Linked DNA regions of Homo sapiens: region 2 is linked to region 1. Evidence: chromatin loops called from intact Hi-C (ENCODE). Cell type or tissue: Caco-2. All regions are shown on one strand. Links, peaks and the distances in the headings refer to the core of each region. The heading gives the core; the rest is flanking DNA. Region 1 has its middle 48 kb from the start of BTBD3-AS1. Region 2 overlaps BTBD3-AS1 (BTBD3 antisense RNA 1).

Region 1 (5,387 bases), core at 336-5,335:
CACTCAAATGCTAAGTGGGACATGGCACGATGCCCTTGGTCCCCAAATCTGTCCCATATCCCAACCTCCTAGGAGCTTTCAAAACCCCAGTGCCCAACTCTTGCTTCACGCCAATTATATCTGAATGGCGAGGCAAGGGAGCCAGGCATCAATTTTGTTTTTGTTTGTTTTTTTGTTGTTGTCATCATTGTTTTGTTGTTTTTTTGAAGATTTCCAGGGGGTTCCAACGTGCAGCAGTGTTTGGGAACCACTGGCAAAACAGTTACGAGCGCAGACCTTGGGGTCAGACTTGGGTTTGAATCCTGGCTGTATGACTTGCCAGCTGTGTGACCTTGGGCAGGCTACTTAAACTCTCTGTGCCTCAACTTTCTTATAAAATACTGCATTTTACAAATAATAATAGTATTTAACTCAGAGTTTTTATGAGGATTAAAGGAGCTAGTCCTTGCAAATTATTTAGGTCAGTTTCCAGTGTTTGATAAGTGCTATAAACATTAGTTAAAAAGAAAAATACACATACCGAGTTCATCCCTGCCTCGGCCTTTTGCTCTTGCTGTTCTCTCTGTCTGGACCTCCCTCTTTCTGACTGTCATGTGTAACAGGCAGTCACCTACCTACCTTAGTTATACTATGTCTTAGTGTCCTTTTCCCTCTCATACCTTCAGTGTAGATTTATTACATGTATTTTGGTTGTTTCCTCCAGTGGAATGTAAGCCCTAGGAGTTCAGGATCTGCCCTGTCTCTAGAACAGTCCCTGAGTAAATGAGACACTGATGGAATGTGAAGATTGAGATGGATTTAATTCCTTAGGAACATACAGAAAAGACGTTAGGATAAAAAGGTCCATGCTTTTGAATAGAGACCTTTCTACAGACCACCAAATGCTGATGTTGCCGATAGATGCTTGGGGTTTACTGTGGATGAGACATCATGACTGCGAAGAGATACAGGTATTAGCATCCCCAATTAAACCTTGTGTAATAAGAGACTTGCTTATAAACAAGAAAGCTTGCCTCTCCCTGAAAATCTAGACCTGCTGAGATTCTGCAGCACATAATTGCCTCATTTGAATTCTCTCAGTAACTAGTTCTTATCTATTTTATTTAGTTTAAAGCTTAATTATCTATTTTCATTTCTATAAATTGCTCCCTCCCCAACCAGGGTCTCCAGTTCTTCCTCACTGTTGGGGAATGATAAAATCATCTTCAAGAATTTTAAACTGGATGAGACGCATCAGGGCCTGGTGGTGAAGAGATTTATATTCTATGTAGATAACATTGTGGAGATTTGCAATGCGGTTCCATAGGTACCAGAGCAGTCTCTGTGTATCTCATTAGGATTCGACATTTCCATTGATGTTAAATTATCGTATACATGTGTTCCATTTCATGGAAGAGAATATTTCCTAACCTGGAACCCCACATCATCCTGAGTGTGATCTGAATTACAAAGTTGCCTCCCTTCACAGAAGATGCGCTATGGATTCCTGCAGACTTCAGCTCCCACCCATGCATGCTTCAGATCGTAGCTACAAAGTAGCTGATGGTGGAGCTGGGACTGAGGAACCTAAATCCATCCTCAGCTGAAGAGTGTAAAGTCTATGAGGTTTTACTGAAATTGCTGAACTACTTATTTATAATAATGTTTTAGAAACAAATATGTGACAATTTAAACTTTTCTCTCCAATTCACAATAACAGGCAACACAGGCAACATGGCCCACACAGACAAGTTTCTTCTTCTTTTTTCATTTTTATTTTTTTGAGACAGTCTCACTCTGTTACCAAGGCTGGAGTGCAGTGGAGCAGTCATGGCTCACTGCAGCCTTGACCTCCCGGGCTTAAGTGATCCTCCTCCTTCAGCCTCCCCAGTAGCTGGGGCTACAGTCACATACCACTATGTCTGAATAATTTTTTAATTGTTTTGGTAGAGACTGGGGTCCTACTATGTTTTCCAGGCAAGTGTCAGACTCCTGGGCTCAAGTGATCCTCCCATCTTGGCCTCCCAAAGCCAACTATCAATAGTTTCTCCTACAGGTTTGTGGCAGGCTTGGCTGAATTAACCAGAGGAAACATAACACAGTGTCCCCAGTCTTCAGCCCAGGCTCTACCCTCCTGGACCTCCCCCATCTACAGTGTCCAGGACAATGATCCTTCTTCACCTTTAGACTCAAATACCTGGAGACTCTCAGACTCTCAGGCATCAAGATAAGGGTCTGGGAAGCCCACCATTTGGCTCAGTACCTCATGGACAACATTCAGTGGGAACTGAAAACCAAAATAGGTTTCGGGTAGAAAATATGATGTCTGACAATTTGTCAGACAGTCACATTTGAAATTTTTAACTGGAATTTTGCTGTGGAAGGTTGCCTAGCAGATGTCAACCAGGCAATACCATTCTTACCTCTGTTTGTTATTCTTACCTTTGTTTGTTATTACTCACTGAGAGTCCAGGGCTCCGTCCCTAAGAGGCCACCAAGAGATATTGCTATTGACCTAAATGTTGACCCATGGTTAGAGATTACATCTTGATCTCTCAGCTGCTTTCTGCTCTGCATGCATTTTGAGGATTTTGTCTGCATTTCTAGATTATGTGTTTGCCCACCAGGCTAAACGATCTCTGGGCCTCTTTCCTTGCCCCACATGACTACTATGTGGTGCCATTTCAGTCTCAGACATCTAGATCAGTACCTCCCAAAGTTTAATATGCACACAATCACCTGGGGATGTTTTAAAATGCAGATTCTGATTCAGGAGGTGGGAGACGGCACCTGAGACTCTGCATTTCTTCCAGGCTCCAGGAGGTGCAGCGCTGCTGATGGAAACCACACATTGAACAGCACATATCCATGGCTTCTGTAGTCTCTGTCCCCAAACCCATCAAAATCGAGTCATAAAAAAATAACTTTTTTGATTATAATGGTTCAAATGAGAGAGGAGGGTTGGTGTGTTTTCATTCCAGGCATATTTTTCATTTTATAAGAGGAAGAATGCTTCACCAAAGGACTGATGTCAGCTTGTGAAATTCTGGTGCTGGAGGTGGTTTGAGTTGGGCCCAGGGGACTTCCTTCTCAAATCATCTGAAATCCTGATCATTGTCTATATCTCGAGGCCCCACTTACATTGAGCAGTGCCCAGGCAGGAGGCCAGTGCTGGAAGCATACATCTGTGTGGCTGAAGCACATGCAAAGCGGAGGTAGGGGTTCCAGGGTGAGGGGACACAAGGTCTTTCTCCCCGCACAAAATAAACTGTAGATTTGTGCTGTGGGTTTTCCTTGTCAGGACCACAGAGCAGGAAAGTGCACATAGTCACCTCTTCTCCGGGCTTAGCTGACCATAAATTTTGCTTCGAGACCAGTTCCTTACAGACACATTACCAGCAGAAAAGGTGTCAGGTGGCAGGAAATGGTTAAAATTAACTCATTGCTTTATCATCCAATGCAGTGGATGGGGAGAGTATACATGAGGCTTCCCAACTGCTTTTCTCCTTTTTATTCTTCTTAAGGATCATTTTATTTATAGTTGGGAAAAAATAATTATCTACAGCTGGATGTCTCAACTGCAGGGCACTTAAGGCAGCACTTCCACCCACCAGGTGGCTCCTCGCTGAGCAGTTCCCTGGGAGAGAGTGCCTGGCCCTCTTCTCCTCAGCCCCATATCCTCCCAGCACTGTTTAATCTTGAGAGGATTCAGGTTATCAGCCAATGACCTTCCACACAAGCCTTCTATGACTTGTCTGGGATCATTAGATTAATTTCTTCATTCCTTGCACTATCAAGTAAGAGAATTTAAAAGACAAATAGCTCCCCTTTGAGTCCTTCTTGGAATTCTGAGAGATGGACCCTCTGGAGGGATTCGTTTGGCAGAGTGCTTTGTAGCTATGAAGCTCCAGACAGATTCACATTGGAATCCTAGTCTGCAGGTTCCTTAACTTTTTAGTTTCCTCATCTGTATAGTGTGGATGATCATAATGCCACTCCATTGGTGTAGAGATTAAACAAATGCATGCAAAGAATTTACTCACATGTCTGAGCAAAGGAGGTATTCAGCAAACAGGAGCAATTATTAGATGGGTGGTGGCGAGGGATGGATAAATCAGAACCACAGAATTAAAGCAGTAAGAGTCCTTGGAGGTCATCCAGGCAAGTGCATTGCAAAGTTTAAGAAGCATAAGAATCACCTTGAGACTAGATTTCTGGCCCCACCCAGAGATGATTGGATTCAGTAGGTCAGAAGTAGTGCCATGAATTTGTGTATCTAACAAGCTCACCAGGTGATGTTTTTAGTACCATGTAGCTCAACCCATCCTTTTCCTGATACAAAAATACCTCTTCTTACCACTCAAGTTCCTGTAAAATCACTTGGAAGTTCTATTGGACAACTCCTAAGGCAGATGAAGAAAGGAAATGAATCCTTGCTGGTGACCTATAATGAGTTAAGAGCTTTAAATATGTCACTCTGTCCTCACAATAACACGTAATTACCTAGAGTTGTTCCTACTTTTTGCTTGTTTATTTCTTAAGATGAAACTGAGGCCAAAAATAACTTAGGTGCCTTAGACACTGCCATTGAGTAAGAATTTGAACCCAGTCTCTGAGGCCTAAGTTCTTGAATCAGTGATGTTCAATCATATCTGGGAACCCCTACCTCACACCACCTTTTGTTGTTAGACAACTCTAAAAAGTTAGGATACATATTTGTTTGTATACTGAGCTGCAATCTACCTCCATGGTCCTAGTAATGGCTTCTGGATCTTCCACGGAATAGAAAAGGACTTAATATCATTTGGTTAGAGACAGGACAATCATTTACTTTATTGCATGATGGCATAATGGTTAAGTATATAGCCTGCAATGTAGAGTTTCTGGGCTCAAATTTTGACTCTCCTGCTTCTTGCTATGTGACTTGGACAAGTTTCTAACTCCTCTGTGCCTCAATTTTCTCAAACCTGTAATATAGGACTAGTATTAATACTTTCATTAGAATCTTGTTGGGAGGAGAAAACAGGAAAATGCATGTACAGAGTGATACAGTAATTTTGGCTTTCATAATTTCAATCCATAAAGCCCTTTAAAGTCCTCACAAAGCCTCCAGTAACTGTAGATCTTAAAAATTAGGTCAGATTTTTTCCTACTTATGATATGAATACATTTAGCAGTGTCTTTTTAAAAAACTTCACTGATGATTAGAAGTACTCGGTAAAAAAGAATGTCAAAGGTAAGTGTGCATTTCATAAGCAAGAGACCTGTGTTAAACCAACCAAGGTGATGCAGAATTATTTTGTTTTCTTGCAGAGGTGATTCTGCTTCTTTTACTTGAAGGCAGAGAGATGGAGTCATTTGTGGCACTAAATTAGCCTCTTCATGTAAGTCCCAGCCAGAAGCCTCCT
Region 2 (5,387 bases), core at 216-5,215, 54 kb after region 1:
CTCTGGAAAGGAAGCGCCAGCCCCAATTATTTTAAAAGATAATGACAGTGATGATTTCGGCAGGAAAAATAAGGAATTAAAAAATGTCAACTATGAAGCAGATAATCACTTAGTACTTTTAAATGGTCTACTTCACAATTGTATTTCAACAAATTAGCAATGTAGCATGGTAAAATTAGCAACCAATCTAGTTCAGTCCTGGCTGGGCCACTTAAAATAGAGAAAGGCGAGTATTTGAACAAATCATTTAGCCTTTAAGGGCCTCAGTTTTCCTCAGCTATAAGATGAAAGAGATTCACCCAGAATGAATGTTTTTCAAACTTTACACTCAATCCACAGTAAGAAATGCATTTTATATTCTGACTTAGTACTAAACATAAACACACATACAGGCATACAAATGGAAAGACATGGCTCAAAAAACAAAACCTACTCTTAGCATGTTATGATATACACTCTGATATTTTCTATTTTCTTCTTTCTTCTTTTCTTTTCAATGTTGGTCATAATCCATTCAACTGATCTCATGACCACAGTTTAAGAAACACTGGTCTAGGTTATTTCTAAGGGCATTTAAGGTTTAACACACTAGGTTCTTTTCTTTTTTTTTTATTTTATTATTATTATACTTTAAGTTTTAGTGTACATGTGCACAATGTGCAGGTTAGTTACATATGTATACATGAACATACTAGGTTATTTTCTATCAAGAATTCAGACTAGGGACCACCAGATGATGGCAAGTTCATGAAACTCCTCAAGCTGTCGGTGAAATTGGCAGTATGTGTGCATTTATTTTTCTAGAAAGAGAAGCCATGGCTTTCATCTGCCATGAGTAATTGCAACCCAAAATACAATAAAATGTTAGGGTTAAAATGTTATAAAACTATAAGATTGATTTGAATATACAAAATTTTGGTATCACTTTATTCTTTCATTTCTATAGTCTACTACATTAAATACAAATTATGGCTTCTTTTCCTCCTTGATTAAACATAAATAGTTAAAACTCCATCTGTTGAGTCTGTAACCCAGAAACATCACCCACTGGGTTGAAGGGTAAAAAAGGATAGCAGCCTGATGTCTACTGCTACATTTTACTCCTAAAATTTCTTTCCAATAGGCATTTTATCACTTGTTTCTACACTTCCTGAATTTTAGAGCTGTCTGCCCTAATGAGGTAAATAGGCCAAGAAGTCCATCAAGTTTGTATGAAAGTATTCCCAAAATAAAACATACTGACTATGCAGTGTATTAGGTGTTGGGCATACGGCGGTGAGCAAGACTAGAAACCAAACTTAAAAAGTTAGCTAATAATAGTGTGTTTCAGTTGATTTTATAATTGCCAGAAAGCTGAATCACTGTTAACCTATTTCCATTCAATTCCCAATAATAACAAAATTATCCACAGAATTTAAGCTCACTTAGATCATCCTTTTCACCACTGGAAGGTTTGTCAGCAATCCTACCTTTATTTAATACAATCTGACATATTCACTTTGCAGACCTGAATGAGGTTTGAAACTGAACGGGACTCCAGAAATCATTTAATGCAACTCTTTTTTCACAGGTATGGCAACTGGTGTCAGAAGTATAAGGGGTTTGTGAAAATTCCACAGTAAAGAAGTGGGGCAACACCTGGACTACGAGGCGGATCTCCTGGCTTGTCATGTTGTTTGCTTCATTCACTCTAATATTCACTCACAGTAATTACCTCACACACTTACAGAATGCTCAATTGTCATATTTCTAATCTACTTTAAAAGAAGAGCTTTCTTTTAAAGTTTACAAAGATGAAAACCATGAACATATGTAGTCTGCACCCCTGTAGGGGCACACTACAGGCAAGAATGCTGAAAGGATACTTGTGGAATGAGATGGAAGGAAGGAACTGCAGTGAGGACGCTGCTCAAAAACAGAAGAGGCTCTCCAGGTAAAATAAAGTTAGAAACCAGCTATTCACGGTTAACACCAACTTCTATGTCAACAACTAATAATGCTGGCAACTCTTGTTTAACTTGCTCTAACTCTGGACTCCTTGTCTGGACTTGTACATGGTTTACTACAAGGCCGCTAAAAAGCAACAGCAGTGAGGTTAACAGAGGTTTAAACAAGGTAAGGTAGACTGAAGAAATACCTATCACTTCCAAAAATGATTAACATAACCTAACAGAGGAGAGTAGTTTAATCTGGTAAGTTATGAGGGAATAGTGTTTTGTTTTTGCTTATTTGTCCCTTCAATACTGAGCAAAAATTATGCTTTTGATTTGGGAGGTAAAAAGATAAGCAACAAAATGTTGGCAGTCCCCAAAGTCAGCAGAAGCTGCTGGAAAACAGACTATATATGCTTTCTAAATTTGGAAATAAATATGGAGTCAAGCGCTGGAAGCATAGCATAGCTAAAAAAGCAAGAGCTAACAACAAGTGACCTTAAGGTCAGTATTTGTGAGCCTCATTTTCCACATCTGCCAAATGGGGTAATTAGACCCAGCTTCTCCCTCAGGTTTATTGTGAAGGCAAGATTATATGTTTTGTGAAAGCACTTTAGTTAAAAACAGTCTACAAAGGTAAGTTCTCACCATTAGCAGCAATTGTGCCCAAAGCAGGAAACGTTTGTGATGCAATCATCTAAAACACAAAATCTCAAAGATTAATCTAGCTCCTCATCCTTGTACTCTTTTCAGACTGCACAGCTACTGACATTTCATCCTATCTGCAGGCTTCCTCTAGCCCCACCTATGGGCCAAGCAGGTCCCATTTTGCTGTGAATCTGATTTTGCAGGGAAGGTTCAATAATAAGCAAGATTTGTGCTGTGCACTGTGATCCGGTCCACACCCAATGTCCAAATCCCACAGTGTTATTTCCAAACCTGCACTTGAACCCACACTTCAGGCTGGGTGCCCATTGTGGACTTCAAACCTCCATGAGGCCACCTGTTGGCTGATTCACTGCTGTGCCCACTTCCTGAGACAGCCTCCTGCAAGGAGCCCATCTAGCCACCCAGCCATATCTCACTAGCAACTCAATTTGGCCTCTCTCGACAATGACCCAGTTTGAATTCCAGCACCAAGGTTGATAACTAAGGCCAAGTATTTGGCCAAGGCATACCTCAGTGCTGTCCACAGTATAAGGTTCATGGTCAGTTTCATTAAGCCACCTTTTCACCACACAGAGCTCCAGTTAACCTTGAATTGTACTTTAGATTTGGGGTGAGCGGGGGGTGGGGAGGAATGCCCAAAGGTAGAATGTGGTAATTCTTAGAAGGCAGGGAACGATGATTCTTTTTAAAATTCCATATGGCACTTACCATGACATTTGACGATTATAGCTCTTACATACACACTGTGTCTCAGTGTGCACCTTGTTTGGAATACTAAACTACTCATCTAAATCCCAAATTATTCTCTTCCATACATTAAGTGATCTTGAAAAGGGGTATATAAAGTTTACCAGGAGATACTCTGAAGATGGCTATTTAAAGGAATATTATAATTTCTTTTGTAAAGTTGAAGATACTTCAATAAAAAAAGGCAACCAATTGCTAAGTTTTACATACTCTAGATCAAGTTTGTCCAACCTGCGGCCCTGCAAGAGGCCTAGGATGGCTTTGAATGCAGCCTCAAACAAATTCGCCACCTTTCTTAAAACATTATGAGATTTTTTTTTTCTGCAATTTTTTTAGCTCATGGGCTATCCTTAGTGTTAGCATACTTTATGTGTGGCTCAAGACAATTCTTCCAACATGGCCCAGGGAAGCCAAAAGGTTAGACAACTCTGCTCTAGATGATCTCATGGTACATTTCCTCAGGTGTATTGACTACATGATCGCCTATCTTTTCCAATTATAGGTTTCTAGGATTTAAAAAATCTGTATAATATTTGCCAGAAATAGTTATTTACTTAATATAATTTTCTTTACATTTTAATATGATTATGACCAATACCCAACTAAAACTCTGTGTACATATGTAAGTGCCATATTTTATGGACTGTAGATTCCTTGTGCCTCCCCCACCCTCGCCACTTTAACATCTCTGAAACTGGTTTGTGTCTTTTAATTGATGCCATCTCATGAGTGTAACTATTAGGCTTTTTTTTTTCCTTTCTTAGCAGTACATAAAGTAATGGCATGTCTTACACCTGATGGCACCCTACAGTCAGTGAAATACGGTAAAATTTGTACAATTCAACAGAAAGAAAGAAATCTTTTTTTTAGGTTGCTTAATTATTTCCTTAACCAGGCAAGATGATGGCTCAGAATTCTGGCTGAACTACATTAGAATAATTGAGCTTTCATCAAGTAGTTATTTGATAAAGTATATAATCACAATTCTCAATTGAGACTGCTACTATGACAACCATTGATATGGTAGAATATCTAGATGGAAATCTCAAAATGAGAATTTGCATTGCCAGGACTGGTAAGAGTTCCAGCATTAATATAATGCATTTCTAGTATTTTCTCATGCCACACAATTGTACATAAAATGTACATAAAACTGATCAGTATAAGCCTGTAACTCTCTGGGTAATATTTGCTAAAGATATTTTATCAATCAATTCAAGATTTATTAACTTACAACTACTTTATACATAGGTTAAATATGGAGCTAAATGACTCATTAGAAGATATTGCTTACTTTCAAACAAATAGAATCCATATTAAAATGTTAGCTTAAGAGAGAGAAACATTATCATAATACAATGATCCCAATATATATATATGACTTTCTACTAGGTACTTGAAAATAGTCTATCCAAAGAAAAGTAAAATCAAGGCTCAGGAGGTCCCTTTCAAAAAGGCCTGAATGGGGCTGTTCCAACAAAGGACTTCAATCAATCCTACTGGGAATGCTGGAATGGAACAACCTCACCCAACCATTGCTGTGGCTTTCTCCAGGTCATTTGTTGGCTTTAAATAACAGAAGAAGAAAATAATATGTTTCGGTCAAAGAAAAAGGAAAGTGTTTCCAAAGATATGTTTTACTTTGGCTAGTATTAGTTTTTTTTGTTTTTTTTTCTGATATTCGAAAGATAGTCACCAAGAACATCTCCTCCATCAGATCATCAAAGTCCAAAAGCTTCTCTCACATATTAACCAAAGAGTATCTTGTTCTATTTGGGAAAAACACCTTTTCCAAGAACACATGGGACGGGAAGAAAGAATCCAGACAACTCCCAAATCACCAGATATTCTACATCAGTCCTGATTATTAGTGAGGTTCCAAGTATCACAGCCAAATTTCCCCAACATCCACAACTAAGTTCTATACCTTTAGTCACTCAGTGCTTAGAAATAAACACTGCTCTCCTGTCCTTCAATTTACTGCCTCCCCGCCATCAACACCAAACACCTGAATTATATCAATTATCTTAGATTTTAAAT

The links. A loop is a pair of places that touch in the nucleus more often than their neighbours do. Peaks named below come from ENCODE experiments on the same cell type or tissue, not always from the same donor. Only the 100,000 strongest peaks of a DNase experiment are listed, where the experiment ranks them.
Region 2: a loop joins it to region 1, with 2.0 times the contacts of the local background. A loop is called at or near these places in 1 of 110 quality-filtered maps.

Annotation. Positions count from the first base shown.
Region 1 is chr20:11,964,017-11,969,403 of GRCh38, reverse strand. No RefSeq gene overlaps it. Among named protein-coding and RNA genes, the nearest start is that of BTBD3-AS1, 48 kb to the right of the region's middle. In Caco-2, for the core only: no CTCF peak of the experiment used is centred there; a DNase peak (open chromatin) is centred at 2,489.
Region 2 is chr20:11,909,860-11,915,246 of GRCh38, reverse strand. BTBD3-AS1 (BTBD3 antisense RNA 1) reads left to right here. Exons shown (of 3, transcript NR_186407.1): 2 at 1,571-1,933; 3 at 4,740-5,387. It also overlaps a transcript of BTBD3 not described here. Among named protein-coding and RNA genes, the nearest start is that of BTBD3, 5.3 kb to the left of the region's middle. In Caco-2, for the core only: a CTCF peak has its summit at 2,710; a DNase peak (open chromatin) is centred at 2,745.